3 separate regions of the Mus musculus genome follow, and regions 1 and 2 are each linked to region 3. Evidence: chromatin loops called from intact Hi-C (ENCODE). Cell type or tissue: heart. All regions are shown on one strand. Each heading gives the region's core, and the rest is flanking DNA. Links, peaks and the distances in the headings are about the cores only. Region 1 overlaps Sik3 (SIK family kinase 3). Region 2 overlaps Sik3 (SIK family kinase 3). Region 3 overlaps Sik3 (SIK family kinase 3).

The links. Peaks named below come from ENCODE experiments on the same cell type or tissue, not always from the same donor. Only the 100,000 strongest peaks of a DNase experiment are listed, where the experiment ranks them.
Region 1: it touches region 3 in a loop (3-fold over the local background); 8 of 42 quality-filtered maps call a loop at or near these places.
Region 2: it touches region 3 in a loop (2.3-fold over the local background); 8 of 42 quality-filtered maps call a loop at or near these places.

What each region holds. Positions count from the first base shown.
Region 1 is chr9:46,181,431-46,192,157 of GRCm38, reverse strand. The region is part of intron 6 of Sik3 (SIK family kinase 3); the gene reads right to left. Among named protein-coding and RNA genes, the nearest start is that of Apoa1, 42 kb to the left of the region's middle. In heart, for the core only: CTCF peaks have their summits at 5,605 (motif pointing left) and 6,760 (motif pointing left); a DNase peak (open chromatin) is centred at 7,337; H3K27ac peaks cover 389 bases.
Region 2 is chr9:46,169,309-46,180,035 of GRCm38, reverse strand. It overlaps Sik3 (SIK family kinase 3), which reads right to left. Exons shown (of 25, transcript NM_027498.3): 5 at 2,040-2,164; 6 at 1,481-1,604. Among named protein-coding and RNA genes, the nearest start is that of Apoa1, 54 kb to the left of the region's middle. In heart, for the core only: no CTCF peak of the experiment used is centred there; a DNase peak (open chromatin) is centred at 4,475; H3K27ac peaks cover 1,607 bases.
Region 3 is chr9:46,113,860-46,124,586 of GRCm38, reverse strand. Sik3 (SIK family kinase 3) reads right to left here. Exons shown (of 25, transcript NM_027498.3): 2 at 1,254-1,370. Among named protein-coding and RNA genes, the nearest start is that of Gm46110, 40 kb to the right of the region's middle. In heart, for the core only: a CTCF peak has its summit at 4,782 (motif pointing right); DNase peaks (open chromatin) are centred at 1,656, 3,576 and 4,356; H3K27ac peaks cover 1,984 bases.

The sequences.
Region 1 (10,727 bases), core at 2,130-10,129, 67 kb before region 3:
TCACAGAAAGAAAGACAAAAAGACAGAAAGACAGAAAGAAGGAAGGAAGGAAGGAAGGAAGGAAGGAAGGAAGGAAGGAAGGAAAGAAAAGGAAAAGGAAAGGAAAGGAAAAGAAAAGAAAAGAAAAGAAAAGAAAAGAAAAGAAAAGAAAAGAAAAGAAAAGAAAAGAAAAGAAAAGAAAAGAAAAGAGAAGAAGAAAGAAAAAAGTTGTTCTTAATTCACAAAGTTGAGTACACAGAGGCCGGTTAAGCTTTTGAAGTTGTAACATTGTTGTTCAAGCCTCTAGATGGCAGTCCACTCTTTTCCTTTGGTCTTTCTGCACAAAATTTCATGTAAGACATTAGGGGGCCAAGGCCAAAAAATGTCTGTAACAGGCTTGCTTTAAAACAAAGAGTTCTTCTCCTAGGCAATTTCTTTAAACAACAACAAACAAACAAAATAACCTGTCATAAGTCCCAGTGCAAATCTCAACTCCAGGCTTCTGAAACTTCTTCTCAGTCATCCTTAACAGATTTTATCCTAAGAGACCCTGAAAGTCTCACTACAAAAAAAAAAAACAAAAAACAAAAAACAAAAAAACCACAAGGAATTATGAAATTATGTACACAAACTTGTATTAATCTTTGATTGTTCAAGGAGCCAAAGAGTTTTCATAGCTTCCCCAGATTAGGGACTCTGTTTTGTGTCGGTGGCACAAGGGCAAGCACTGATCCTAGCTGTCACATGGAGCAGAAACTGGCCGACGGTCAGAAGCTAACACATTTCATCTGCTGCAGAGGGTGAAACATGGCCGAACTCAGCATCAAGCCACGTTTTCTCAGTATCATATAGCTCATAAAATTGAATTCAGGCGAGCTCTGGACACGTTATTCTACACAAAATATGGAAAGGATGTGAAAATGAAGGCAATGACCGTCTTCAAACCTACAACCACAGGATACTCAAGTGAGCAGACGGAGAAGGAAGCAGAGCAGAGGGAACCTGTCGGCTCTTCAGGACGCCCCAGCAAAGTGGCTCCTCACTGACCCTTCCCAGAGGGTCACAGCTACTTATTTTACAGATCACTCTTCTGCATAACAAGGGGACATAAGGAACTCCTTGGTCACCTACCCCCAATTCTCAAAACTCTGTGACAGTGATAAAGGAATGGTCTGTGTATGATGTAGTAATCTCATTTTCACTAGAAATGCGTCACATGGTAGTCTCCTGCTGTCACTCACAGACTCACAGACTCATGTTTGAAGAATGGGAAGCTTCCAAGACAGCAATTGCACCTTTCAGAACAGCATCAATGTCCAAACATGAGCCAGGTCCTCCCAAATGGCAGGCGCATCAGTGACTGATAAACCTTGCTGACAGCTGTAGCACCGTCCTCAGAGGCTAGCTGTGGAGGTGTATTCCTAGAGCCTCAGTACCTAGGGGCCCAGACAGGAGGTCATCAAGGCCAAGTGCGTGCTCAATATTGTTCCCAAACCAAAAGCAACAGACCTGGAGAACAATGGCTTCTGCCTGTTCACTTGGAGGCTGACTACCATGGAAATACCTAAGAAGTCACAACAGAACAGTCATTCCCACCCTTCAAGCTGGAGTTGCCAGAAAACCATTATTTTACTAAAGATTTAGGTGTGCTGCTGTATGGGGTCAAAACCAGAGAGACGGAAATGAAATGTCAGTAGAGTGATTCCTGCAGAGACATTCCTGCCCATATTATCATGGTTGGCTATGGTGTGGTAGGCAGAGTACTACGTCCTGTAAAGCCTCAACCTATACAGGACACCTATTATAATCTACATTTTTTAAGAAATTAAAACTGAGACATTAAGAAACTTAGGCAGATACTAAACAGTAGAGTCTGTTTATTTTTATTGTTGTCCTTTCTTTGTTTTTTTGAGATAAGCCAGACTCAGGTTAATCCTAAACTCATGGTCCTCCTGCCTCAGTCTTCTAAGCATTTGGATTTCTGGGGGTGGTTTATTTTATTATTATTGTGTGTGCACACACACATGCATGCATACATGGCCTATGTGTAGAGGTCAGAGGCTAACTTTGTGAATTCAATTCATTCTCTTCCACCTTTAAGGGAGGATGGACTGGTTAGTGGTCCAGGAAACAAACTTGGGTTAGCAGGCTTGTGTAGTTAGGGCCTTTATCCACTGAACTACCTCACCAGCCCCCCTAGAGAATTCTTAATCTAAACACTACCTTTAAAAATACATTATTAGAAGCTGGACGTGGTGGCACACCCTTTTAATCTCAGCACTCGGAAGGCAAAGGCAGGTAGATCTCTGAGGTCAAGGCCAGTCTGGTCTACAGAGTGAGTTCCAGGACAGTTTGGGCTACACAGAAGCCTTGCCTCAACAAACAAACAAACAAACAAACAAACAATGACCATTTTTAGTGTTTGAGGTAGCACCCAGCATAGCTTTAGAAAAACAAATCCAAACAATTCTCGCATCCAGCTGATGACGTGCTGTGTGAGCTCCAAAGGCTGTTGCGGCACTATTCACCTACAAGCAGGTTCCAAACGAAGCAGTAGAGGGCATGCTCACAACTACTAATGAGATGACAAGGACTGTGAGGTGGGCTGACAGCGAGTGTGTGCGAGACTGGGAGCAAGAGAACATGGAAAGGTGTGTGTGTGTGTGTGTGTGTGTGTGTGTGTGTGTGTGTGTGTGCGCGCGCATGTGTGAGGAGTGTGTGTGTGTGTACCCGTGTTCACCTGCTAATGAGGTCAGTGGCTAAGATGAACAGTCCTACTGAAGCCTGAGCTCTGGTGATTGTGGGGGATGGATGAGACAGGCGTTGCAAATCAAGGAATCATACAAGGAGAACTGAGCTCTGTGGGACTGGATGCCAGCATCTCTGGGCTGACCCCATGAAGGAAAGCCTGCCATCCCTGAACCTTTCAAGTAGTGCCATCATAAAGCTCTGCTCCGGGGTCTGTGCAGAGGAACAGTCTCAAAGAAACGACGTGCCAGGTCCCTGCACGCGCACAGCTTCTTTGAGCTGGTGGAAAGAGAAGCCATCTGTTTGCCAGAGGGCATTGTAAGAGTGTAAGAAACAATTACCCAGAAACCCATGCTTCCTCTAAGTGTGTACAAGAAGGTGTTTGGTCTAGTTTCTCTTAGTCTTTCCAGTCAACAAGGCATATGCTCAATACATATGTTTAAATACATATGGGATTCTCAAGTGTTCAGCACCAAAGTCTATATTTTGGACAATTTTAGCATGCTTCCCATCAATGTTTACTCCTTAGTTATAGATTGCTTTTATAGCAATCCAAATTTTAGACAGCTCTATTTTTCTAAATCTCAAAATCCAAAATGGGAACAAAAATTAACCGGCAGTCCAATCTCTAAAACATCCCTTTCTGTGGATAATGAACAACTTTCAGAACTTCAAACAGTTAAACTGCATGTCAGAATTGGATGCAAGCTGGCACACTGCTGTCAGCTTCTGTTACTCGCAAGCTCTGACCAGGTCAGGGATCAAAACAGGAGAGCTGGCTGCGCAGATGGAGAGGGGCTGTGAGGAGCCTCTGCACAGAGAGCTACATGGCTTTAGGAGTCTGGTGCTTTGCGCTCCAGGCCTTCAGATGTTTGTGACTCAGTGTCTCAGTAATGCTGACTACTTTTTCCAGAAAGAAAACCGCAAATAAAACATTCTCATATCCTCTCAGATTCCCTCCTGGCTTGGTCTCTCAGTCTCTTCCCCTCCCAGTCTTTGAAACTACTTCTCACTATATAGCCCAGGCTGGCACTAGTTTGCTCTCATCCCTCCAGCTGATGGGGCTGTAGACATGCACCATCAAACCTGGCTCTGCCACTTTTCTCTATAAACAGAAAATAAAGTTTGTCATCATCTCTATACAGATAATGAAAAGTTAAATCTATTCTTAAAATAGCATTGTGTTTTGGTTTTTAACCAAGACAGCTTTGGTAAGAGGTTGGCTGGAGCTAGAAATCTCCCAGAGTCTAAAGTATGTGCTATTAATTAAGAAGTTTTAAAAATGTGTATTTAAGCTCTAGTGTAGGTGGGCATGGGGCAGGGGCAGTCTTGGTAAGTGAACTTAAGCCCCCAGGCCTTGTGGCAAGTGCCTTTACCTGCACTGCCATCTCGTGGCCTCCTATTAATGCTTTCTTTGATATCCTCTCCAGGACTCTCCAAATACTCTGAAAACCTTACCAGGTATCTATTTACGAGAACTAACTGTAACTGAGAATGGTTAGGAACTCTCTGGGGTCAGAGGGCTAAGGTTCAAAGGTTAGTTCTAGCATTTTCTAAGTGAGCATCTCTTATCCTTGCTATGCCTTCATTTTTATACCAATCAAACAACCCAGCATTCAGCATATCTCACGGGATAGTTAGAGCCTGCTGAGAACTAAGTAGTTAAATCAACTGTGCCTAGTGCACAGGAACCCAAAGTTAGTTATCACCCAACCTCTGGAATCAAGCTTCTTCTACTTGGAGTTTTCTTTATTCTTCTATAAAGGCTTTCCATAAATCAGAAAACAGTTTGCTTGAAAGGTATAGTTATAACTGGAACACTATCAAGGACCTTCATCCCTGGCTTTCTAGAAACTTAGATAAACTCATGGGACTAGGGCGAGGCCTGATTCACTCGGATGAGGTCTAGCTTTGTTTTGTCTTAAAATGGGTCTCATAGACCCCAGGTTGCCCTTGAAACTTACATATAGTTGAGGGTGACTTGTGATTCTCTTGCCTCTGCCTTCCAAGTGCTGGGATTACAGGTGTGGCACCACACCCAGCTCTCTGGTTTGAGATGTGTTCCCAGGTGGATAGACACCAAAGCACCACAGGTTTTTCTCCCTGGATGGAGAGCAGACCTCCAAAGACGTGCCTCTGCACTTATAGCTCGGGCAAGTGACGCCCATTCCCACTCTTGCTCCTCTCCACAAAGTGCTTTCGCCCAGGGAGACACTGTGTGGTTCTTGATGGGTACTCGGATAGGGCAGAGTTACCTTCCTCTAAGTGAAAGCTTTCTGGCAGTAGCTGTAGGCCATATTCTCCATCAGAAGCATTATGTAAGTGGGATCTGCATTCCCAGTGATAAAATGCTTATGCAATATTACAGCTAATTAAGTCCCAATGAAGTCTAATCAATAAGGACTCAAAAATATTGCCCACAAGAGATCTCAATGCACTCAGCATCAGTGCAGTTTCTTCATGGTAAATTAATTTTCCTTCCGTTAAGTAAATGGTTGGACTATATTTGCTCATAGGTGGTATTTAACAAGAGGATAAGGCAAAACACATATCCAAGGGTTTAAAAATGTATTATCAGGGAGTGAATCTAGTAACCAAATGTGTATATTGCTGGCTTCCATCAGTGGGTGGAGTCAGATGTGGCCACTGCTGACACTGGCTAGACCAGGTCTCATTTTATATGAGCTCAAGGAAATGAGTCCCCTTATCATCTTGTGGCAAAGGCTGAAATGCTCCCTGGATGACAGCTCTGAGCTCTGGGTCAATCCAAGAAGCTTCACTCAAAAACACTGGTCTGGGCCTGGAGAGATGGCTATGGAGGTCCTGAGTTCAATTTCCAACATAGCCATCTATAATGAGATCTGGTGCCCTCTTCTGGCCTGCAGGAATACATACAGGCAGAGCACTTTATACATAATAAAAATAAATAAACCTTAAAAACAAAACAAAACAAACATGGTTTGTAACAAACATGATTTATCAGAGACTAGGAGAGCCAAATTACAGTAAATCAAATAGTTTGTTTTGTTTTGTTTTGTTTTTCGCTGTGAGATGGTCTCATTATGTAACCCCGTCTGGCCTCCAACCTCCTATGTAACCAATGCTGGTGTCCAACTCACTTATGTTCCTCCTGCTTCAGCCTCCTGAGTGCCGGGATGACTGGCTCAAAATACCTTTGCAAACTAACCAGAAGTCACTTGATCTAGTCATCTACAAAATAATAACAAGAGATTATAAAGCCAATTGGTTTCCTGAGTGTGTCCAACCATCGGTGGGGAGCTACCTCTCACTTTAATAGTACAATGCCGAAGCGACAGGAGAGTCTACAGTTAAGTAGTAAGTCCTTTCTCAACTTTCCTTTTTTTGGTGGGGTGGGAGGTTGGGACATTGAGACAGAGTTTCTATTATGTAGCCCTGGCTGTCCTGGAACTTGCTATGTAGAGCAGGCTAGCTTTGACCTCACAGGATCTGCTTGCCTTTGTCTCCTGAGTGGTATCCACCACCATAAGACCAACGTTGTGATTCCTTCCATATTTCATTCAAAATTGTCACTGAAAAGACATGTAATTCCTGCCAGGTGCCTCTAGGTTCCAGAAGATGCAGCTGTGTAAAACACATCTGGTTGTTTTAGGCCATAATAAACTAGGTAGTTAAAACCCACTCATGACACTCATTAGCCCATGACAAATGCCATGTAACAATATGTGACCTTAGTTGATCTCAGGACAGCTATGGAAGAACACTCGTGTCTAACAAGCTTTGACCTACTATGAGAAGACAACTTCATCCCACAGTTACTATAGAAACAGTGTCCATCTTCAGAGACTGATCTCCCAGCTGGAGACACTCTGGAGTCTGACTTGGCCATAAAAGATAGAGGAAAGGATCTTCTAGTGTTTCACAGGCTAATGTGGAAAGCTCTCTCAGCCCTGACTGAGTTTCTACATCTTTTCACAGAAATCAGTAAGCTCAGGCCAAGGTGGTGACAGCAGAGAACAGGTCTTGTTTTTCACCCACACTGCCCTCTATAGGAAAGAGACAGAAGCACAAAGAGGGAGAGCAGACCTGACAGCTTCGACCTCCACAGGAAGAGCTAATTCCAGGTCTAGTGAGTCACAGCTATGCCCAGAGACAGAAAGAGGACCCCGGGTGAGACTCTCAAGTGTACTTCCCTTGAAACTGAACTCCATGATGCTTGAAGGAATATCCTATGATTTCCTTTTCCTCTGTGCCTCACCATATGGATAGTACCAGCCTCTGATGAGTCTTGGGATTCAGGTCTATGGTACAGGATAAAGCTAAGCACATGCACATCGCTGAGGATGAGAACGAGCATGCAGTAAGATGGTGACCGCCAGCTCTTTTCCTCCACTGGTTCTTGCTTTCTGTGCTTCATCTTACAGAGCATTGTTTCATTCACTTGGGGAATCTCCTCTCCGGGATTATACAGTATCACTATTTGGGACAATCACGCTGCCATTCTCAGAGCCTTTCAGCACTCATGATAACTCACTAGGAGCGTGGTTTCAGCAGCTAGGTTATTTGCCAGGAGCTATGCTCAGCAGCCTGCTTTGGGGAGGCCTGAAGAGCCTTGCATGGTCTGAGAGGCTGGGGTGGAAGATGGAGGATATCCAAACTCCTCACAGGAAATACTGTGGACACTGGAAAAGCAGAGGAAGTGGTTTATTGACCTGCCCCCCCCTTTTTTATAACAGTGAGGTTGAGCAGAACAATACAGCATCCGAGGAGTGGCTGACTGGGGTGAACTGTGTGGCTTTTACAAGGCAACTCACTTCTCTACACGTCACGGCAAGCAGGAAAATAGTATATAGTAACAATTCCAGAGCACAGCTGCAGGGTTTAAAGCAGACGAAATACAGGAAAATACTTCACAAACTCTAGCCTTAGAGAAATGTAGTTATTTTTGTGTGTATTTAAGGGTGGAGCAAGGACTGAAACAGGATCTCATGTGGCCCAGGCTAGACTCAAACTCACTGAGCAGCTAATGACCTTCAGTTCCTGAGCCTCCTGCTTTCACCTCCCAAGTGCTGAGATTAGACACGCACAATGTAATTTCTTGATATTGTTTGAGTGAGAGTATTTCCTGTGGAAGGGCTTTGGTGGGCCGTACCCACCCCCACCCCCGTAGACTGTATTTTTAACAAACCTGTGTATGAGTTCCCTCCTTTAATACATCTTTATGAGTTTAGACACCAGACACTACCCCATGGCCTGGGAATATAGCAGTGAACAAAACTTATCCAAAACCGCTCATCCCTGCCAGCTAATGATGACAATGATGACGACAACAACGACAATGATGACATGGGAGGTGGGAAAACAATTTAGAGCATGTGGAGCTGAGACAAGGGTTAAGACAAACACAATTATGGAAGCTGTTGGTGGCAGTGGGGAGGGCGGTGTCAATAGAGGCCTCAGAGTGCCCACCTGAGGGGACAGCAGAGTGTGCTTGCTATGTCTGAGAAAGGACAAACACTATCCTGACTAAAGCCCAGGGCCTGAGGTCAGAACAAGAGAAAACAGGACTGGGGGAGGGGGCGGGGGTGAGGTGCTACAGAAGAAGTCACAATTGTGTACATTTCTCATTTTTCTTTTTCGAGACATGGTCTTTTCTTTTTTTGGGAGGGGGGGGGGTTGAGACAGGGTTTCTCTGTGTAGCCCTGGCTGTCCTGGAACTCACTCTGTAGACCAGGCTGGCCTCGAACTCAGAAATCTGCCTGCCTCTGCCCAAGTGCTGGGATTAAAGGCATGCATCACCACCGCCGGGCTGAGACAAGGTCTTAATTCACTATGCAGACCAGGCTGGCCTTGAACAGATCTACCTGCCTCCCAGGGCTGGGGTTAAAGGCCTGCACCACCAGCAGCCTGATTTTAAGAGTCAATGAAAGCCCCTGGAACACAAGGTCGGTGCAGTTGACTCTGACACAGAAGAGTGTGTAGGAAGTGCTGCTGTACCAGACACTGCTAGATTATAAACAACTGTGGGAAGGCTGGAGGCTTTCTCTGCATATTCTTTAAGTTCAGAGTCTGGTGTGGAAGGCTTATAATGAAAGAATCAATTACAATAAGAAATAAATTAAGATTAAAAAATATATGTGTCTCAGCATTCGGGAGGCAGAGGCAGGTGGATTTCTGAGTTTGAGGCCAGCCTGGTCTACAAAGTGAGTTCCAGAACAGCCAGGGCTACACAGAGAAACCCTGTCTCGAAAAACCAATTTATTCTCATGTACATGACTTTGCATATATACCTGCATGTCAGAAGAGGGCATCAGCTCCCATCATGTGGTTGCTGGGAGTTGAACTCAGGACCTCTGGAAGAGCAGACAATGCTCTGAGCTGCTGAGCCACTCTAGCCTCCAATTACAGTATATTTTGATAAATGTCATAGTAGTAAGACAAGGTTCAGAAAGATAAAAACCCCGGAAAATATCTGAATTTGCCTTTTCTTGAATATGCACGTGTGTAGGCCAGAGAACAATCTTGACCATCACCCTCAGGATCATCGGCTTAGCACTCGATCAGGCTAGACTGCCAGCAACTCCAGCACTCAGGAGACTGGGCGAGATGGTTCTTTAGTTTAAAATCAGCCTGGGTTATAGAAAGAGACTCTGTCTCAAAACAATATATTTTGATTTTTGAAAACATATATGTGTGTGTTCTAAGTTATAGTATAAAGTATGTTTTTTTATCATGGCTGTAGTAAAAATTCTTGAATTTCAGTGCTTTAGACACATTAGCAGTAAACTTTAGGGCAATGTTAAACTGCTGAAACATTTTTAAACTATAAAATGATATCATCAGATTTGTGCGTTTGTATGCGTGTACCTGTGAGGTTTGCATGTGAGGTGTAGTTTTTATTATTCGTGTCTGCCAAGGTCACGCAGAAACATGGAGAAGACAAGGATGGAACTCAGCATCCACAGATTTGACAAAGTCTAACTTAGGCAAGAGAAGATGACAGCATGGTTACTGGAATAGCAGACTGACTGCACAGCCTTTACTAACCAGTTGGCTCTGGTGGTGATAAGAGAAGAAACAATCAAGACTTGTTTCTGCCAAGCCTCAGACGGGGACACCAGGGACACCAAATAGAGCAAAACTGTGGATAGGGAATAAAGTTCATTTTGGAAAATGCTTCAGTGAATGTGATTTCAAGATGTTAAAGGAAGACACTGAGTAACAGGTTGTAGTTCAGGGGCAGGGTGCCCACCTAACATACTCAAGGTTCTGGGTTCGAGTCTCAGTACTACAAAACAAGGAAAATAATTTTTTTAAAGATGCTAAATAGCAAATGGATGGATATTTGTGGCCCTAGACCTCAGGAGAGAATTTGGAGACAGTTAATTGGGAGCAGTCCCCAAAAGGGATCGGTGAAGCCATGGCAGTAAACGAGATGGCTCAGACAGCTCATTTGGGTAAGAGGAGATGTAAGGCTTAAGAGAGAACGAAAAATCTGGCAGAGATGACTAAGAGTATACTTAGGGGACAGAAGGAATGGATCTCAGAAGCAGTAAGAAACAATGGGGTTTAGAAGACAGTGAAAAACCCTAATAAATAAACGAGCAATTCCAGATCCTCAGGAGACTGAGGCAGGACTGTGTAAGCCCAGGAGTTCAAAGGCAGCTTGGAAAAACACTATGAGATTTTGTTGGAGAGGAATAAAAAATGAAGACCTGATGAGACACCTATACAAGGATGTTCAGGATCACAGACTTCAGAACTACACATGAAAGGAACACCACACACATGTGAAAGGGGACCACGCCCCACAGGCTAATCAGGCAAAAGCCGCAAGTCGGGCAGCAGTAAGAACTCTTATTTACAACAACACAGCCCAGCTCTAGGGAAGGCCGTTTGGCAGTCTACTACAAATCTAAACAAGCTCTTACCATATGGCCTCACAGGCATGCTCCGTGGCACTTACTCAAGTGAGCCGAAAACGTGTGTCCATACACAAATCCGCACAAGGCTATCAAAGC
Region 2 (10,727 bases), core at 600-8,599, 56 kb before region 3:
ACACATCAACCAGGTAGTGTGCAGCAGCGATCCGTCCCAAATCACTCTATTCCTCAGTCTGGGAACATGCTCTCTAAGTCTCCTACCAACCAGGCTTCTTCACTGAGCTGCACTGCACAACACTCCATTACACTGAGCTGCACTGCCCAGCATTCCACAACACAACACTGCACTACACTGTGCTGTGCCTTAGAACACAGCACCACACAGCACTGCACTGTGTTGCGTGATAGTACATGCCACTGCACTACTCCACATAGCTCTGCACTGCACCACACAGCACTGCACTGCACTCTCCTTTCAACAAGCAGTGTAGCAACTACAGGGATTGTCTTTAAAAGCTGATGAAAAAAATCTTTTCAATTTTTAAAAAGTTTTCGTAATAAAAATTTAGAAAACCCCCACAGGTCTAACCATATTATTCTCTATTTTTAAGAGAGCTTCTAATTCTTCCGATTCCAGCAGAGTAAAAGCAGAGAGTCTACATGCTCAACTCCTTTCAGGCACACCCCAATTGCTCCCTCCCTGGGGCCTTCGGGCAGTAATCCTCCAGTATCCTTCGTTTCCAGTTGTCCCTGAAATGTCACGTTTTCCAACTGTTCCTCTTTGAACGATCTCCCACCCACCATTCTAAAGGTTTCTTCTTCCCCTTTCCTTAGCATTATCATCACCTGACACATGACCTTCTAAGTCATCAGTTCTGAGCTGACTCAGTTAAACGGAACCCACACTCCACCTACATATTCTAAAGGTGTGCATGCTCTCCTTAAGAGGAAAGTAGCTAGACAAAAGGTAACACTGTCTATAGTGGATCAGACATGCACAGAAATGGTGACAAAGAAATCCCAAACCAACCAACTAAACACATCCCAAACTGAAGCCAAACCCAGAGGTTCTGAGTTGTCTGCTAACTATAACATCTGGGTTTCTGGTATCCGTTTTCAGTGTTAAAATTTCCAAAAAGCTATTATCCTATTGTCTGCTTACTTAAAAAATTTTCCTAAATAGTTAGAATCTGAAGGAGAACTAGAGAACTAGGAAATGAGACCATAGGAAGACAAAGACGAAAGCCTGCTTTGTCCTGGGCATCAGTGCCAACCGCGGAGCTCTGGCACTCCAGTGGAGGCTGTGGGGAGGACAGGTGACACGCACTGATGCCACTGTAGCACCATGATGGCACCAGTGACTCACACAGCAGTTAATCTAATCTGTATGCCAGGGGCCGTGCAAAGCCTTAGCCGTCTTAGACTGAGGTACAACAGCTCAGATGAATTGATACTGAGCAGAGCCCGATCCCCAAGCCAAAGCAGGTGGCTTATTTCGCTCCTAAGGAACCTTGCCTCCTGGACGAGCTGAGGCAGCTGCAGCTTAGAGAGCAGCCAAATGGCCACTGACCCAGCATCACTGCACTTGTGAAATTACTCCACATGCCTGCCTCTCCGTGAATGCAGTCATGGCTTTATGCTGGCGGGTCCCTTACCTGTGGACATAAAGAACGGGATGCGGAACTTGCCACTCAGCACGCGGGCCCGCAGATTCTGCAGTGTGCTCCCATCAAACGGCAGGGCGCCACACACCAGCACATAGAGGACAACTCCAAGGCTCTGTAGCCCAAACAGAGAGTACGGACGGTTAATAGCATTGGAGGAAACAAAAGAGACCATTAGTGTATGTGCAGATGATGGGACCAACTTGTCCTCTTTTTAGGATATAATATGGGTCAGTGTCAAAGTCAATTGTCTTCAGAGCAGGTAACATTTCTGCTTCCAGACATGAATTTAGGGTGAGATTCCAAACATTTCTCAGACCCAGCCTCTCAAGAAAAGGTAATCTCTGTTGTTGCCACAGCCATCTTCTGCTCAGGCCCTCACAGGGGTCCTCTGCAGGTGCAAAGGGAGTAGTTGAAAGCCAAGGCTCATGTGACTTGGGTGCTGGGGGAGACTGGGGTTGCAAGTGCAGGTGAACGTGCTCTGCACTCCCACATGACAGGACAGCTGTCATCTGCAGAGGGGACAGGTGATAAGACGGGACATACTCACCCATATGTCCACTTTGGGCCCATCATATTCCTTCCCTTCGAAGAGCTCTGGGGCGGCATAGGGAGGGCTGCCACACCACGTCTTCAGCAGCTGCCCTGGAGTGAAGAGGTTGCTGAAGCCAAAGTCTAGAGAAGCAAGGGAACAACACTCATGTCAGCATCCCAGCAGGCACTGGTCTCTGGTTAGCGGAACACAGAGCTGTGTCACCAGGCTGAAAGAGCAAATCTAGGAAGTAGGCAGTGAACCATCTGAGCTCGCTGGGACTGGGTCACCTGCCTTGTTCATGTGCACCTGGAAAAGGGAGAGGAGGGACAGAGGAAAGGTGAAGGAGGGGAGACCCATGCTGGAAAACTTCTTAATTGATGGACTCTACCCCAAGGACACCCCAGCCTCCCTGGCTGGCCCTGAACTCCTGGCACTCTCCCTGCCTTTTCCATTCCCTGCAGCAATCTTAAGGCGACATACCTACCTCCCTGGAGCCCCTTTCCCTTCTCCAACTCTTTTGCCCTTCTCCTTCTGCCCTGTGCATTTCTCTAACTAGCCAGAGAATTCTCCCACGGAGGACCTGCTGGTTAAGACTATCTTTGCATGCTCTGTTACAAAAGACACTGGCTTTGGGGGCTGGAGAAATGGCTCAGAGGTTAAGAGCACTGACTGCTCTTCCAGAGGTCCTGAGTTCAATTCCCAGCAACTACATGGTGGCTCGCAACCATCCGTAATGGGATCTGATGCCCTCTTTAGGTGTGTGGGAAGACAGCTGCAGTGTACTTATCATATATATAAAATAAAGAAATAAAATCTTAAAAGAAAATACACTGGCTTTGTTCCCATGTTGTTTCCATCTGTCAACTTAAAACAAAAATCATGTGTGTGGGGGTATGGGTGTTGCAGGATATCTGATCACACTGTGAACTCTGCGATTGTGTTATTTACTGGAAAATCCTATTTCTAGTTGTGGTGTGGCTCAGTCTCATCACATACCTTTAATCTACCTGGATGGACACAGACACACCCTTAGTATACACCTTTAATCTCAAACAATGAAGGTTAAGTTTAGTTTGTGGAAGGAAGTGCCCATGTGGAAAGTGATGTCAAATTGAGTGGCAAAGTGACACAGTGATGAATCAGAGAATGATTTGACAGAACAGGATATGCCTAACTCTCAGGAGAGGGAGGGAGGGGGCGGGGGAGCCAGATTGAATCAGTCAGCTTGGAGAGTGTTTGCGCTACAGCTCAGAAAGAACTAGAAAGGGTGAGCTTATTCAGCAGCAAGTCTCAGGGGCTGAAAACACTCTAGGCCTAGATTAGGTCGTACTGAGGCTAGAAGCTTCCAGGACTAGGTTAGCAGACAGAGGCAATAGCCTCCGAAGCAACATTTACATCAGGGGATAAAAAAATACTTTTACATGTGGGTGTATGCCCAAGTTTGTATGAGTGCCCATAAAGGCCAGCGGAGGAAACTGGATTTCTTGGCATTACAGCCTCTTTGAGAGCTGTCTCACATAGGTGCAGGGATTTGAACTCTGGTCCTCACAATGAAGCAGCAAGTGTTCTGGACTGCTAAGCCATCTCTCCAGCCCCTCTTGCTTAGAATCTTACCTTTTACACCTCCTAAGCTATTCACTCAGAGCTCAATGGCTGCCATACAAAATCAGATCCTGTTATCTCTTTGCTCAAAAAAAAAAAAAGAGGCAGCTCTCTATTTTAGCATTGTCATTAAGTTCCATCACAGCCAGCCCCACCCTACCCAGCTCTCCTGAGTACCCCTGGCTAATCTTCAGTACTAGAGGGCCCACATCCTGTGTTTATATGCCTTTCTTTATATACTTCCTGTCTGTGCCAGGCCTGTTCCTGTCTCTCCCACCTTTAAAATGTCATCCGTTTTCAAGGTGCAGTCAAATATTACTTCCTGTATGAAGCTTTAACTGATTTCCAGCAGAAAATACCATATCAGTTGCTTCCTTTGGTTGTCAGAGCCTTTTGTTTATTCTCTGACATCCCAGTCTCCACTCTGCCTTACATTGTTCTTAGCTATATGATGTGTTCAAGCTTTCTACTGACTACTGAGTGGAGAGGAAAGAGGTTTATTTGTTCTCATCTTTTCACAGAATCTTTGATATACGATAGAAAGGTTCACAAAAATGAGCCAGTTAAATTACTGTGTCAGTCGCTCCTGAACACTGACTGGTGCCTTCTCACACTGCTGCGTCAATGGCCACCTACCAGAACCTCTATCTCCAACCTCTCTCACCCAAGCTGCTGAAGCTAGTAGCTTACTGATCACCAGGGGTTTAGTTCAGGGTCTGATACAGCCAAAACAGTGCCATTTGTCAACAGAAATAAACACCCTGTTGTGAAGTCTCTTAGATCACTGTGGTGGTTTGAGTAAAAACTGCCTGCATAGGCCCATAGGGAGTGATGCAATTAGGAGGTGTGGCCTCGTTGGCATGGGTGTGGTTTTGCTGGAGAAAGTGCATTACTAGGGGGTGAGACTTTGAGGTCTCAGAAGTCAAAGTCACTGTAACTTCCTGCTGCCTGTGGATCAAGATGTAAAACTCTCAGCTCTTTCTCCAGCAGCATGTCTGCCTCTGCTCTGCCATGCTTCCTGCCCTAAGGCTAATGGACTAAACCTCTGAAGCCAGCCAACAAGATGTTTTCCTTCATAAGAGGTGCTGTGGTCATGGTGTCTTCACAGAAATAGAGTACTGACTAAGACAATCCCCCTCCCCCTTTCTCTGTACTCCCCTGTGACTCTTTATCTTGTGTGTGTAATTCTTTCAGCTTTAAAAACACTCTACCTCTCTTAGAGAAGTCTATTCTTTCTCCGTAGTTTCTGTAGAACTACTTATTAGAGTTGCTGAAGGAGACCTGTCCAATGACAACACACACAGCTGACACGCCATCATGCATGGATGGAGGGAATCTCACAAGGCCCCACCTCTAGATGAAGAGCTGCATGTAATTAAAGCTACCAAGAGAGGGAGAGTCAGTCTTCTCTTCGACAGAGGTGAGGCCCCAAGGGTTATCCAATCCCAAGTGGTCAGAAGTAACTCTCTCTCTCTCTCTCTCTCTCTCTCTCTCTCTCTCTCACACACACACACACACACACACACACACACCGGTACAAAGAGGAGATAAGTTGAGAAGGAGTGGGGGGACATGAAAGGGGCCGAAGAGATGGGAGGGTGGGAGAGTAGCATTCATGTTTAAAAAAGGCTACTATTCTTTCCTGGCTTTCATGATACTTAGCATTTCTTCGAGCACAGTGAGTGTGTAAGAAATAGTGCTTATGGACCGGCATGGTAACTCATGCCTTTAATCCCAGCATTCTGGAGGCAGAGGAAGATTGGTTATCTGTGGATTTGAGGTCAGCTTGGTCTCCATTATGGGTTCCAGGCCATCCAGGACTTCACAGTCAGATCATGTCTCAAAAACAAACAGCAGATGCTGCTTCTGAAGGAGAACACATTGGAAGCCATGCCCATGGATCAGCTGGAAGCCATACCAATTGATGGCTTGCTGGAGAGTCTCCCTATGGCCACACAGGCAGCCTAAGCTGAAGGAAATCTTGTAGTTCAGGCTGGTCTCTAACTCAGAATCCTCTTGCCTTGACTTTCTGAGTGCTAGGACTAGAAGAATATACCACCAATCTTTTCAATGTCCAATTACACCTCACAGTCTGCACACAGTGAGCAAAATTGTCCAAACTCTTCATAAGCAAGTAGGATAGGTTGTTAAAAATCCTAACAGACCCTAGACTTGATGGCACAAGCCTGTAACCCCGGCTAGGTGAGGCTAAGTCAGGAGGACTCGAAGTTTGAGGTCAGCCCAGGCAGCTCAGTGCGGAGGGCTCGCTGGCATCACTAACAAGAATCTGCAGTGGGACACTTGTGGTGGTGCTGTGAAAGATGATTTAAACGCAGTTTAAGTTTCCAAGCCTAGCAGGGGCAGGCCCAGCATCCTTCCTGACAATGCATCACTGTAAAGCGAGGTTTCCTTAGCACTGTGTGGCCATCTTCCCTGCCAGTGGCTCTTTACCTCACATCCCTCTCCATCACTGCCATGTATATGGTAAGCTAGGAGTACGGCTAGTTCAATGTGCATTTAACTTTAGCATGAGTTGGTTTTGAACATTTAAATTATCCATGCAGGAGAAACCTCAAATTATTAACACACGGGAACATTGGAACTCATTTTGAAAACTCAGCTCCCTCTAACAAATACTTGAGGGGCTGGAAAAAAAATGAGTTGGAGGAAATATGTGCTCTGGTTTCTCTTAGCTGCTTACCGTTGTGGGCAGCTTCTGCACACTTCAAGCAGAGGGCTATTTTTCAGAACTGTTGGCAGTTTAGTGAAGTAGCAGGGGGACCCTGGGATGTGTGGTTGAAGCAGGGGCGGGAAGACGTGGGTGAGCAGCCTTTACTGTTTATAGGACAGACAACTGAAATAAACTAAATATCAACCAACACAGGAGGAAAAACTCTAACAAAAATAAAGCAAAGACTAAAACAAGGATGGATTCTCACTGGCTTGGGTCAGAAATATCAACAAGATTTACAACAACAGCAACAACAACAAGGCACAGAGCCAGGGTTTGATCAGTTACTTTGTACCTAAAAAGTTATGATTTCTCTTCCAAAGGCACATGGGCTCAGGAGCTGCTGTTTCTGCTACTCACACTGCCTACTGCTGCATACTCCCAGCACCTCATACAGGACTCTAAATGAATGCCTCCATCTCTTCACACACTCATTCAACATCAGTGTCTGGAGGACTTGCAGGGGATACTGCAGTATGACAATCCCTACAGAAGGGACACCATCTCAGGGATGACTCAAAAAGGAAGCAGGGGGCTAGAGAGATGACTCAGCATGAAGCCTGCTTCCTGTGCAAGCCTGAGTTCAAATCTGAAGCACTCACTAAAAGGCTGAGTGTAGCCAACCGGCATTTGCTGAGGAGGGGGAAATCTAAGGTTTGCTGGTTGCCAGGTCGGCTGCAGGGTCAGTGAGAAACCCTGTCTGAAGAGAATGGGTGTGTGTGTGTGTGTGTGTGTGTGTGTGTGTGTCTGGAGAGATGGCTCAGAGGTTAAGAGCCCTCTTCTGGTGTGTCTACGACAGCTACATAAAATAAATAAATCTTAATAATATACATATAAATAAATAAATCTTGAGAGAGAGAGAGAGAAAGAGAAAGAGTATGGAGAGGGAGCCAGGCAGTAGTGGCACATCGAGTTAGTTCCAGGACAGCCAGGGCTATACAGAGAAACCCTTTCTTGAAAAACCAATCAAACAAAAGAATGGAGAGGGATAGAGCAGGACATCTGATGGCCTCCTAGTGCAGGTGCAAATGTGCACATGTAGATATCATACATACACCACACACCCATACACACAAAACCTAAAACAAACCCAAGATCACACTTAGGTGATCTGGGAAGGTAAAGAGAGAAAAGTGGACTGGAAACTGAATGGGGGTGGAGGGGAACATGATCAAGCACAGAGCACTCAGAACTTGCTTGCTAAGTGAATACAAGAGACTATGAAGGGACTGCCCTGGGTGTTGCGTGGGGCTTGTGGCACTACCCAGAATGCACAGCTGCATCAGGTGAAATGAGCTCAGCTCTAAATGCTGGGTGCTATGGGCCTCTGCTTCCCTCCCCTCCCTGCCCGGCTTTGAGAAGTTCTATAAGACAAGATGAGACCATCCTGTGCTTCTTGATACATGCTCAGCAGAGATCCACTCTTTATAATACACTTTATAATTTCATCTAATTAAGGGGCATCGACAGTGGCTTTTGGTACGTTCAGAATTGGGTAACCAGGGTGGATTTAGAGTACTTTACCACAGAAAGAAGCCCTCCCTGTACTAAGCACCATCCCAGCACCAGGCGTCCATCCACTCCCCACTGTCTGTCACTATGGACTTGGCATCCTTCTTTCAGCATGTCTAGCTTAAGGGTCAAGTCAAATGGACAGCGAGAAGAAAAAAGAAAACTCAGGATAGAGTTTTTAAAAAATTAGATAACTAAAAGTGGATGAGATTTTGGCAGAACTTTTAAAAACATTTTTCCGACTATACTTTTTAAGTCATGCATGATATCCCTGGAGTTAGCAGAAGCATAGCCCAGCCACTTCTGCAAAAGTACATGTTCTGTGCTAGAAAAGGTCCCTGCGTCCCCAGAACCAGTACCACCTGGAAAACCTGGAGTGCCAGGACGTGTCGCTCTGCGGCTGGGCTCACTAGACAGTGACCTTAGCTTATCTCTGCTATTATGGCTGAAAGGCATATGTGGCCCAGGATGGAGAATGCCATAGACTAAACTCTGGTGCAATGTCACCACAGTGAAACCATACAAGTCACATACAAACGGAAGCAGAGGAAAGACTCGGATCAAATGGGATCTGATGAGCTCACAAGGGCAAGTAAATACTTGGAGTTACAGGGCATCCTAAAAGCCCGAGAAAGCGGGAGGTGTGCAGCGCTGAAGCCAACGTCATGAAGGGGGCTTTGGATATGGAAGAGCAATTTGGATATTCATGCAGTAATTCAGGGTGGATCAAAGATTCTTCCTACCTGTACTTGTACATTGCTTTGCATGCAACATGGCACACGGTGATTTTACAGAGCATCCTGGATCGGATACTTGAGGTGACATAAAGGGAAAAGCATAATTGTAGATATGCTGACTGTATACAGAAAACAAGCCCCGGGAAGAAATGATTTCAGAATGACCAGTATCTTAGAGGGAAGGTTATATCTGCAATGTTTAGAAATCTTTCATTTACACTTCCAAGGGTAAGCATACATGAACCTACAATTCACTATGCTCTTTCAAATATACAGATGTTAAAATATTACTTTTGGGGTGGGAGATTGAGACCAGGTTGGAGAATTTTCAATTCTTCTGCCTCGGGCTCCCAAATGTTGAGATTACAGGTGAGCACTGGATGTCCAGCTTAAAGCATCGCCTTGAATAATAGATGGAGACAGCCAGCAGTCCCTTTTCAGAGGATAGGAAAAGATTTATGGCCTACAGACTCAACCAGAGGTGATAAATGTCATAAAGATTTTTACCTAAGAAATCAAAGTCGTGGGCTGCAGAGATGGCTCAGTGGTTAAGAACACTGACTGCTCTTCCAGAGGTACTGAGTTCAATTCCTAGCAACCACTTGGTGGCTCACAACCATCTGTAATGGGATCTGATGCCCTCTTCTAGTGTGTGTCTGAAGACGGCTGCAGTATACTCATATAAAAATAAATAGATAGATAATAAATCTTTAAAAACAAACAAACAAAAGAAATCAAAGTCATAACAGAAAGAGACCACTAAGGGCTAGAGAGATGGCTCATTCAGGAAATGCTTGCGATGCAAGCAAGGGGACCTGAGTTTAAGATTCCCCAAAGCTAAATGTAATGACAAATGTTTCTAAATCCGGTGCTGGGGAGAAGGAGGCGGGTGTGGAAGTGTGCTGGCCAGGCATCCCCGATTAATCAGGGGGTAACAGGCTCCAGTAAGAGACCCTGTGTTCATAGGTAGCTAGAAGGATAACACTTAAACAATTCCCAGTGAAATCCGTTGGCTTACATATACACACAGATACATGCCCACTTGTACACACATGAACATACACACGTGTGGTGGCACACACAAAGGAAATTGGTTACACTGGATACAGCAGTTACACCCAACACAGCAGAAGCCATATGGGTGGAGCCTATGGTCATTTATTTCTCCACTCCTAAGCAACTCAACTTAATTTGTTAAGTGTCTTTTCCAACCCCCAACACCCCGGTTAGTTAGCATTTGTCTGCAGGCTCAAAAGGCAATTTACATCCTTTTCTCTTAATACAAAGCAGAGGCCTAATTTGAACCCTATGTTCATCGCCTAGGATGGTTTAAATACCAGAGGCCAAGATTGATTTTGAGCCTTGAAACTCTTTGTTCTAGGCGAGATGAGGCGCCTGAGGCTATATAAGGTAGTGATACTGTATCCTAAAATAAGCGTATCATTAGCTGGGTATGTGAAACATGGTGGGAAAAGAGAGGAGGGCTGGTGGCACTAATTTAAAAATCGGGACAATTCCAAGAGCAAATTTTCTTGTTCAGTCCACCACTTCAGAGCAATAACAAGGACATCTTTCCTGGTTGACCAAGGAACAATCCAAAGCAGATGTGAGCAGACGGGGCAGAGCCTTCAGCTAGTGTCAGTGTTCTCGGTGCTCCCAAAGCAATGCAGCTGACAGCCAAGCCTTCTGGAGAGCTAGACTTCCCTTCCTGCGTGCGTGTGTGTGTGTGTGTGTGTGTGTGTGTGTGTGTGTGTGCACGCACACACATGTATATATACACACTCAGAGGGAAAGATTTAAGAGGTCTACCAGACTCAACAAGATATATATATATGGAGAGTATAGCTTGGGAGGACAATAAATTGGAAATATATCCGTATTTCCAAGTGTCCATCTGCACCAGGAAGCACTGAGACAAGATCCCTCATTCTGTCAAAGCTGTAATCTTCTGAGGACAACTTACAACCAGAGACAAACACCCCAACGCACAGTTAACTCTGGTCCTTGTCTGAGATCTCCATGGACTTACAGAGAAAGGGGGCTTGTTAGAGATGACTCAAAAATAATAAAGACCAAAATGAGTGGAAAAAGTTATATAAATAAGAATCGGGTTGTTACCCA
Region 3 (10,727 bases), core at 1,479-9,478:
GAGACCAGCTTGGGATACAGAGTAAGAACAAATTAGCAAAATAAACACAGGAGGAAATACTTAATTTCATTCACTCCACCAAGACAGGCAAGGAGCCAAAGGTAAGACACCTGCCTCACTGTGCAGGGCCTTCAGACATCAGCAGGGAGGATTCTAAATTTGCTTTTTATAGAAGGTAGCTTTTGCCAACATTGTTTACCATGATACATTTCAGCAGGTCTGACTGACAAAACTCATTTCACCTTGCAAGTAGCTGACTCCAGAGGGGAGCTACAGCTGTGGGCTTATCCACGCATGCCTCTATACATGGTTGCTTTTCCATAGGGATCAGCAGGCTCGGCAAGTCTGCCATAGTGGCGGCCTGCTTCTTCAGCCTCACACATACCTGGGTCAGGAGACGTCCCCTGCTGACTCACAGCAGTGAGCACACTTCCCTCAACTCTGGAGAGGACTACTGCTGCAGAGCTGGGAGCAGGCTGGATGAACACACTCAGCACCCTGCAATCTGAGGAACCCCACCTCTCCCCAAAATATCTCTTCCACCAGCCTGCTAAGGCGAGGTTCATCCTTCTGGTCAGTCTGAAATTCCATCCAAGAGATGCACTACTTGTGCCGTAGCGTTTTGCTGGTGGTGCAAAGCAAGGCTTGCTTCGTAGGAAGGTTAAAAAAACTACCACAGAAATTGCTTTCATGATACGGGGTTTAACCTATATTCTGATAGAGATAGCAACTGGAGAACTAAGCCCTGGCTCATCTAGAAAAGACAAGAGGGTAAGGGCTGACTCGGGCAAGAACTCCTTCTTCTTCTGTTTTTTTCTCCAGCTTCTCTGTGTAGCCCTGGCTGTCCTGGAACTCACTCTACTGTAGACCAGGCTGGCCTCAAACTCAGAAATCCGTCTGTCTCTGCCTCCAGAGTGCTGGGATTAAAGGCGTGCAACACCACTACCCAGCGACACCCGTAATTCATAGTTTAAACTCATGTGATATCTAAATAATCACATGAGGTGATAACACAGTCTCTGTTCCTTTGCGGTTTCCACAATGCTGAGGAACTCTGATCCACAGAAGGAAACTTTTAGCCTTAGACTCGGTCTGTGTGTTGCTTGGGAGAATCAAAGGACATGGGTGGAGGTCCCAGGGAGCAGGGAAGAAGGGTGGGGCAGTGCTCGGATGGCAGCCCTTCACTCCGCGCACCCACATCTTCCCAGAGGCAGCCTTTCCTGTAGGCTGTGCAGGACTCCCGGCCCTCCTACCTGGTAGAGTCTGATGATGTGTGGATGGCAAAGCATCTTCATTATCTGAACCTCCCGGAAAATCTTCTTCAAGTTTTCTTCATCCAGCTGGCTCTTATCTATGATTTTAATAGCAACCTGGCAACAGAGGAAGGAAACGTATGGGAGCATTATTAAAAGCAGTTTACTCAAGAAAATTAAACCCACTTTAAATGGCTAGCATTGTGTTTTCAGGATGTCACGTAATAAAACAGTGTAACTCTTTTTAAAAGACAGGATATGGATTCCAAGGAAGTTTGTCTCAACGGATAGGCTCCAAGAGCAGATGGGTTCTCTGTAATTCTTACGCTGCCTACACAGTAAAAGCCCAGGACGGAACATCTCGTTACCGAAAAAATGTGGCCAGTGCTAGCTAGGTCAAACCATGCTTCCATGAGCAGAGGGCAGGACTTCCTGCAAAGACGAAGCATGTGTGACAGGTCTGAGAAGTGGCTAAGGTGCCAGCAGGAGGGGGCAAAACAGGGGTGGCAGAGTTGGTGACAGCAGCTATACAGAACATTCACCCTGTGACAGTCTCAGCTCCTACTGCCTTATGTCGACAACTCCCCTAAGCCTCATAACGCCTGTGTGATTATGAACCTTTTTTATTAATATGGAAACTAAGGCACAGAAGAGTAAGCAGCAAACCCAATACTTAGTCATTAACAACGACTATGCGGCAGATCCAGGTGGTCTGGCCTTTAGAAAGAAACCAACATTAAAATCCTATGAACCCCAACACACGGTCTCAGAACAAGACACCACGCAGGCCACACTGGTTTTCTTCAGACTCTGTAGCCAAGGCTGGTCTCAACTGCCACCTTTTTATTTCAGACCCCAGAGTACTGAGATTATGGGAGTGACTCACCATGTAACACAGCACAGACATTTTAAAACAGAATGAAAGATGATGGACTTTGTTTCAATCCACTAAGTCATACCCCCACCACCCCACTCGGTGTTTTGAGACAGGATCTCTCTACATAACCCTGACTGACCTGGAACTAGCTCTGTAGACCAGGCTGGCCTCAAACTCACAGAGATCGTCCTGCCTCTGCCTCCTGAGTGCTGGGATTAAAGGTGCATGTGAGCCACTGGGTCCAGTTTAATTTACTAAATCTTCAACTTTCTTATCATCCTCAGAGAAATACTCAAAATACTTGTTTCACTTCAAAAATGTTTCTGTATCTTAGTTTCAATCACTTAATCAATACATAAATCAATATTAATAAAACATTCAGCTCAGAGCATGATGACTGTAAGTTAGCCACCCGTATGGATGCTTGGCACATAGGTGACTTTATTTGCAGTTTTTTCAGATATCAGAGTGGAGACTGCAAGGAGGAAAGGTACCAAGAGGCAGGCTTGAGCGCAGTGCCCAGGACTCAGCCTGCTGGAGGAATGTGCGCCCTGCGTGTGTCTCCAGCTCCAGGACTAAAGGGCACAGCTATGACTTCCAGGACTTGGAATCTCCTCTGGGACAGAGGTGCAGTGGCTGAGCAGAGGATGAGCACTTCCACCCAGAGAGACACACGGGGAACAGGAGGCTTAGAGCAGAGAAGGAAGTGGACAGAGAGCAGCGGGAGGGGCCTTAAGACACTGAAGAGCGGGGCCACCACACCTTCTGCAACTCTGATCTGTGAGGCCCACAGGCATTGCTGGTCATTGTGCAAACATCACTCTACCAGCTGGCCTGGCACTGCACCTGCTTCTCCTGGGCCTGCTCCCCAAACCGTACCATAGCAAACAGTACCTCTCTATGGAATTCCTCCACAGCATCAAATTCTGGGCTGCTCCTTAGGGTAAAGGAGACAAAGACTCCACAAAACACTGAAAGGGGAGCTTGGCCCAGTTCTGGATACAGGATCATAAGCAAGGACAAAAAAGAAGCCAGTTGCTTAAACTAAAAAGTTTAGAACGGTCTCTTAATGTATAATATAGAGCAAGTTATTTTAACTCCTGTATCTCCTTCTCTGTAAAACATGGGCATGGGCATGCACACAACCTGCTTAAGTGTGTCTGGCCTGTGATACACATACACGAGATTGGCACCATCCTAACCTCCATTTTCACACTCTATACAGCTTCAGGTAGCAACTAACTTCAATCTCAAAGTATTAAATGGAAAATTACAGAAATAAAGGGTGCCAGTTTTAAACTGATGGCAGTCTACCAAGCTTGAGGAAGTTGTCTATAGGCAGTTGTGTCCTGCTGGGGCATGAATCATCTCTCCACACAGCACACCCATGCCATATTCGCTACCCTATTACTCAGTAGTCAGGCTCGCTGCTCAACATCACTCAGATCATGTTCAGGTGACCTGTGTTTTACTGATCCAAGTACCCCAAAGTACAAGAGCAGCCATGCTGGTAACTCCGCAGTCCCGGGGTGTCCTGGGGAAGTTGAGAGGGGCTTCCTTCCTTCACCCTCTTGCCTTTATTAGAAGGGAGCTGGCATGACGGTGCATGCCTATAGTCCTGTACACTAGGGAGGTTCATGCAAGAAATCCTAAGTGTGAGGCCAGCTGGGCTATAAGGCAAGACTCTGCCTCAAGAAACCAACAATAGAAATGGAAGAGAAATCATGAGCTAGAGCTGCTAAGATCTACAGTTGGTTGGCTGTCAAGATAAAGAGCATATCCACATAACTGTTACTGCAGTCCACGGCTAATCTATTTTATTTGTGAGGGAGAAGGGGGTGCCACTGTTTATGGCTCCAGGAACCCCCATCAGGGTCTTGAAAATTATCACCTACAGATAAGTGGGGCAGGGGTGGGAGGAGGCTCTATTGAATATAGGTACTGATGCTTTCAATATTTCTAGAATGTGGCCTTAAACTTTGAGCATTCTATGGCATGGATTAGACTGGCTTCACTAAGCAACACAATTCTGAATCAAAAACATCAATTCCTTTGTCAAAGGGCAAGCCAGGGGCCAGAAGTAAAGTAGCTGACAATTTGTGGGAGCACAGAGAAGCTCCTGGCCTGCTGCCAGCTGATGTGTAACGAGTATGGAAGGAACAGAGCTGAGGGAAAATGAATTCCATTCAGGACAGTCATCCTGAACCACAGGGCGGAAACCACAGCAAGGCCCAAGCTGAGGCTGTGCGTGTCCCTGCCCCTCCCCCCAACTAAGGAGCCCCAGTCCTAAAGAGCACTGCAGTACCGCTAGACAATGGCAAGCCCTAGCTGTAAGCAGGAAAGGGGAGGGTTCTAAACAGCAGGAGGAGGAACAACAGAAGAAATGATGAAGTCACAGAGCAGGGGCTGGCACGCGGCAGGATTATTTTGAGAACAGCATACTGAGCATGGGTTTTTTTCACAGCTGCAGACTATATGATAAAAGCTGTAGCTTAAAGTACACATAGGCTCCTTTAAAAATTAATCATGCTATAGCAGAAGTAAATCTGCAGGTAACTAGACAAACTTCCAAAGAGCATGTTTTAATTTTTAGGGATACGGATGTTTTGTCTGGATGTATGTCTGTGGACCATGTGCATGCCTGATGCCCTCAGAGGCCAGAAGAGGGAGTTGGAGCCTCCATGATGAGAGTTACAGATGGTTGTAAGCTAATCTGTGGGTGCTGGGAACTGAACCTAGGTCCTCAGGAAGAGCAGTCAGTGCTCTTAACTTGTGAGCCATCTCCCCAGGTCCCCAGTAAGTTGTTAGAGATGGGAGAGGGAAACCTGTAAGTCACACACTCACCCAAGCACATGGAAACTATTAACAAGAAGGGAGTGGACACAGCGCAGGATCCTGTGAGTCCTGTAGCCTGGTCTGTTCTCCACAGAATCCTCTTCCCTTGCAGAGAATATGACTGTGTGAACTGACACTCCAACATTAATTAAACATGGCATCACATCAAATAGGCTGCTAAATAGATGCAGATTGTGAACGTTCTTAAAAATTTCCCTCCGCAAGACACTTCCCTTCAACGAATTCTTTTTAAATTGGCATCTGGTAAGAAAGAAATTAAGTTCGGCTCATGCCAAAGCCAGAACTTCCCTCCTCGCTCTCGGGGGTTCTCACTTCTGAAACCACAGTGGCTTTAACCCTTGCCTCCATTCTGCAGCACAGGGATGCACACACAGAAGGAAGATGAAAGAAGAATTAGTGGCTGCTTCCCCCAAAGGGAGTCATTCTCCTGCTTATTCTGACCCGACATTCTGAGGAAAGACACGGTGGTAGAACCAAGACACCAGGAGAAAATTCAACTCTAAGATCAAACCAACCACAGTTTCCCAGCAAAAACCCCTGGTGGGGGTTTCAGTGAAACACTATGACAAATACACAGCTTTAAAAAAAAAAAAAAAAAAAAAAACCTCCAACAGAGGAAAGCACAGTCTGTCTTCTTTCCTCGGGAGAAGGGGGCATCCTTCAAGGAAAGAAGCGGCCCCTCTCACTGAAATGTCTTCTGCTAGTTCCACTGTGTCCTTAAACCTTAGGGAGGTGAGTGTTCTCTTACATGAAGGCAATTTTTTGGCCTGTTTCTAGAACAAATTTTATCTCCTCTAGATTGTTCTCAGCTCACCTCTAGAATTACCGAATGGTCTAGATATGTCTAATCGTACACAGTAGCCACCAGCCACATATGGTTACATAGCATTTGAATGTAGACAGTGCACACAAATATATACCATTTATCACATTAGTATTACCAAAGGACTGTAAGCTCACCATCCTACCTTTCTATTGATTACATGTGGAAATAAGAGTTTAGATATTAAGTTAAATAGAATATATTACTCAAAATTAACTCTATATCCTTTAACTTTTTAAAAATGTGTATACTGCCAAGCTTGGTGCCATGGGCCTACAGTTCCAACTACTTTGAGAAGCTGAGGCAGGAGAATCACAATTCCATGGATAATTGGTGGGACTCTCAAAACAGAAGGGGAGGAGAAGATTTCAATATGACATATAATCCTCTTCTAGTGGATAGCACTGGTCTAGGTGATCTAACAGCTAAGCAATCGCAGGAGACATCCATTCAGGGTAACTACTGAGGACATGTGTGCTGAGCATCCGGCAAGCTAGGCTACTCTGTTCCTCAGCAGCTCAGCTCCAGAGCACTAAAAACTACTGAGACAGGAGGATCATTGCGAGTTTAAGACCAGCCTGGTCTACAGAATGGAAGAAAAAAAAAATTACAGACAAACTTCAAAGAAGCTTCAATATATATATTGTCCCCATTCACTTAGAAATCAAATTAAAATCAGAGATTAAAGCCAACACCAGAAGCACACACTTCCTTAACCATGGGAACAAAGTGTTTGTCACAGGACAGTACTTTCAGGCAATCTCCATTTTCTAATTGTGGAGAATAAGACAGGAAAATCAAAACAAGAGCTTTTTTTTTTTTTTTTTTTTTTTAAAGTATAGACTAGAGCTTATTCAGGGCATGGGGAGGGGAGTTGAGAGGGTAGCAGAAGCACACAAGGCAGAGAGAGAAGTGGGGGGGAGAAGAGTAGAGACGGAGAGGCCGACCATGAGCACGTGGAGGGAGCGGGAACAAGACGGGCTGTCCTAGAACTCACTCTGTAGAGCAGGCTGGCCTTGAACTCAGAAATCCGCCTGCCTCTGCCTCCCAAGTGCTGGGATCAAAGGCGTGCACCACCACACCCGGCTAAAATAAAACTTTTTATAAAGACATTTTATCCTGGAGACCCAGGGCAGAGTCTTAGAAGCTGTGGCATCCCCAGATTCACTGAGAAATGGCAACTACAGCAACATCCTAGCCAGTGAACTGACCCTCCTCTGAAGACTCCAAACAGATCCAAGGAAACCTGGAAAACCTTTGGGGAAACCTGAAAGCTGGCCACACTCCCCTGAGTCTCTTAAAGGTCCAGGTTAGGAAATAGCTGCCTAAAAAGGGAATTGTAAAACCTTTCAAACCAGCCCTGATGAAGAAGAAACAAAGCTTTTTCTCCTAATCCTAACTACCAAACAGAATGGCCATTGGGAAAACAAATGTAAAGAAACCACAAACTTCACAAGCTGACATCTTAAAGCTAAACCTGTCAGGGAGTAAGTGGCCATGATTAATAACTGTGTCACATGGCCAGTCAGGATATAGACCGGCCACACTTGGGACAAGCTTAACCTCTGTATTTGAACCAACTTCTTAACAGAAATCCATCCTTTAGTTTTAGTAGTAAGGGGTAAGGTGAAGCTGGACATCTGAATGGAGACAGTCTCTTTTACACACCAGTCACACTGCTTCCTGGAAATTGTCATTACACACCAGTCACACTGCTTCCTAGAAATTGTACAGTGTCATTACATACCAGTCACACTGCTTCCTGGAAATTGTACAGTGTCATTACACACCAGTTGCACTGCTTCCTGGAAATTGTACAGTGTCATGCCTAAGCTGGGATGCCCGAGTCTGAGCCAAGAGGACTCAACATGGACAACACAGATGGGTCAGGCAGCGTTCAAAGGACTACAAAGGAAGATGTTAGCTATCATCTAAAACATCAACATTTTATGACTACACAGCTCAACTCCCTTTTTTTTTTTTTTTTTGTACTTCTCTGGCCTGTCTGGGACAGCGAAAGCAAACTAGTTTGTACATTTAGGAATTCTGCAGGGTAAAAAATGAAGAATTTACTCAAAATGGTCAAATATACAATAAAACATTTTTTGAAGCAATTGTAAGTTAGAACATTGGTAGTTTATGCATAATAAATGGTATCTGAAACAATGGAAAAATTGCTCTGTTGGTGGCTGCTCAAAACTCAAAGCATTGAAGGGAAAACTTCAAAGGTGAAAAGAAAATGATGTCGCAGTTCCAGTCATTTCTATCTGATTACCATTTACTGGTTTAGAAGGCAGGAGCCACACAAGTGTCTCCGCCATTACAGGTGACTCGCTCAGGCCCAGACATGAGTACCGCTGTGATTACACCGCTATTTACAAAGTGCCAGCAATGTACCATAGGCATACAGAGTGCGGATGTCTAGCAACCATTGTTCTGCAGGCTTAACACTTAAATGGACTGCACAAAAAGATACTTCAAAAAAAAACCTGAGTGTAAGAAAAGATGGGACTGACAATAAAAATGAAGGTCAGGTAAGAAGTACCAGACTCCAACTTTCCATTCCCTGGTGTTGACTTTAGATTAACGAGCAGTGGGAGTTTTAAAGGGAGACGTCTAGGCTGGCAGCAAAGGCTCAATGCAAGGGCTGCTGTCCTGGCCGACATGGGGTGGTGGTAGAGCTTGTCCATCCTGCAGCCCTAACACAGAGAGGGGGGTAAGGGGAGCTAAACAAGAGTGGAAGGCAAACAAAAGGTACTTGGATGGAGCCCATGGCCTCCTGCCTGTGAGGCGATGGCTCTGTCACTGACTCTGACCCCCAGTCCAAGATCTTTGAAAAGAGAGGAAATGTTAGGGATGGGGAAGTAGAGGGAAGGTAAACTCCACAAAGAAATGAGGTGACCAGGAAGTTTTAACAGTCCCAAGTGGCAGCCCAAGCAAGGTGTGGAAGAGAGGGATGTGGGAAGGAAGGGCTGCTGTTAAGGAGACTCCCAAAAAAAAAAAGAAAAATAAGAAGAGGCTCTCAGCCTAAAAAAGATTTTAACTGTCACAGTGGGAGATAAGCTTCGAGAGACTACGATTTAGCCCAAAGAACAAAGAAGACAGATTAGATGTGTAGAGAGCTGGGCAGTGCTCTCTGAAATGAGGTCAGGAGGAGGCAGCGAGCTGAATGAAGTTCAAGATGGATGTTCTTAATGGAGCAAATCTACTCTTTCCTGGAGTGCCAGCTCAGGTAAAAATAACAGAGGCTCACCAAAGGACAGGACGGTGCTGTTCCCAAGAATGGTGTTTGTCAAGAAGCCTGGGCACTGTTCAGCACCTAGAACTCAGAGTCCAGCAGAAAGCTGCTTAACCCGACTGTCATGGCGTGTGTGACTTTCATAGGCTTACGCTAGGGTGATTCGTCACACTGGACAGGTGTCCTGCTAACCATGCCATGACAATGCTGTTCTTGGAGAGTCAGACCGTGGGTCACCTGTGCCTAGCACAGCCTACACACAAGGACAGGAGTCTCAGTGGACCAAGGGAGCACAGTAACAATTGGAAAATCCTTTTCAACTCCTTTGTTTGTTTGTTTGTTTGTTTGTTTGTCTTGTTTGTGTTTTCCAATTACCCTCCTCATTTCTGAAGGTGGTAAATCTGACCACTGTGGTCAAAGCACACACGCCCCACCTGGTCTTATGCAGCCGGAAGAAGGAAAGCTAGCCTCTTTGAGCCCACCAACGGTCTAGGTAGGTTTTCATGTCACGGGTGCATACTACCACTTCTAAAACTCTACCAAAACTGTAATGCTATGATGCATTTTGCATCCCTCCCCGGAGGAGTTTAAAGGCCTCCTGAAACTTAGTAATCAAGTTTTTCAAGTAAACTGGATTTCGCTCCCATAACAAATGCTAGCATTTCATGTAGTAAATGGTGCCATTTATGCAGCCTAAGTCAATCCCTAGAAAGCACAGGAAACATTAATTAATTTTCAATTTTTCTATATTTATTTTGCAGATAAGAAGGAAAACCTAGATAGAAACTCTTCCACAGAGAAAACTGCTGAGTGGTGCCACTGCTCTGAGTCAGCCAGAAACACGGGATAGGGAGACTGTACGGGAACTAACATCGCTAGCTTTTCCTCAGCAGACCTCGTGTCTCCCAAAGGCGCACAGCAGTGCTAAGTGACACTAACATCTAGAATTTCAGACAGCTGCTACAGTGGCACCAAACACTTCACTTAAAAAGAATGATCATAAATGAATATTGATCGAATAAAATATTGAATATAGCAAATAACAATGAGGTAAAAAATTTAAAACATCAACAACTTAAGAAAAAAAACAATTATATCATCTATTAGTCCTTCCTTATATTTTATGAAAATACCAATTAGTTTATTGCCAAAGAAAACTACAACCTGCATTTATGCAGGTATTGTAGCACAAAAGGAACAGAGCACACGTAACATCATGAAAACAAGTTGGGAGGGGCTGGGGAGACGGATGGTTGATGGACGGACGCACTTGTTTTGCAGAGGACCCTCACCCTGTTCCCAGCATCCATCTAGGTGATCACAGTCATCTGTAATTCCAGGTCCAGGGGATCAAATGCCCGCCATAAACAAGGTACACAGGCATTACCTAGGAAACCTACTGTTTCTAATGTCTAGAAATATAGTCAACTAGTTAGCTATTACAGAAACCAAGTATGATGATACATTCTTTACATTACTGCTCACGGGGCTGATACAGGAGAACTGAGTAAGTCTAAGGGCAGACAGGACCACACAGAGACCCTATTCAAAACTGCAAGCAAAGCCAGAAAAGGTGGCTCACACCTTTAATCTCATTCAGGATTCAAAAGGCAGAGGCAATGTGATCTCTTTGGGTTCAAGGCCAGCCTGGTTACATAGTAAGTTTCTGGACAACCATGG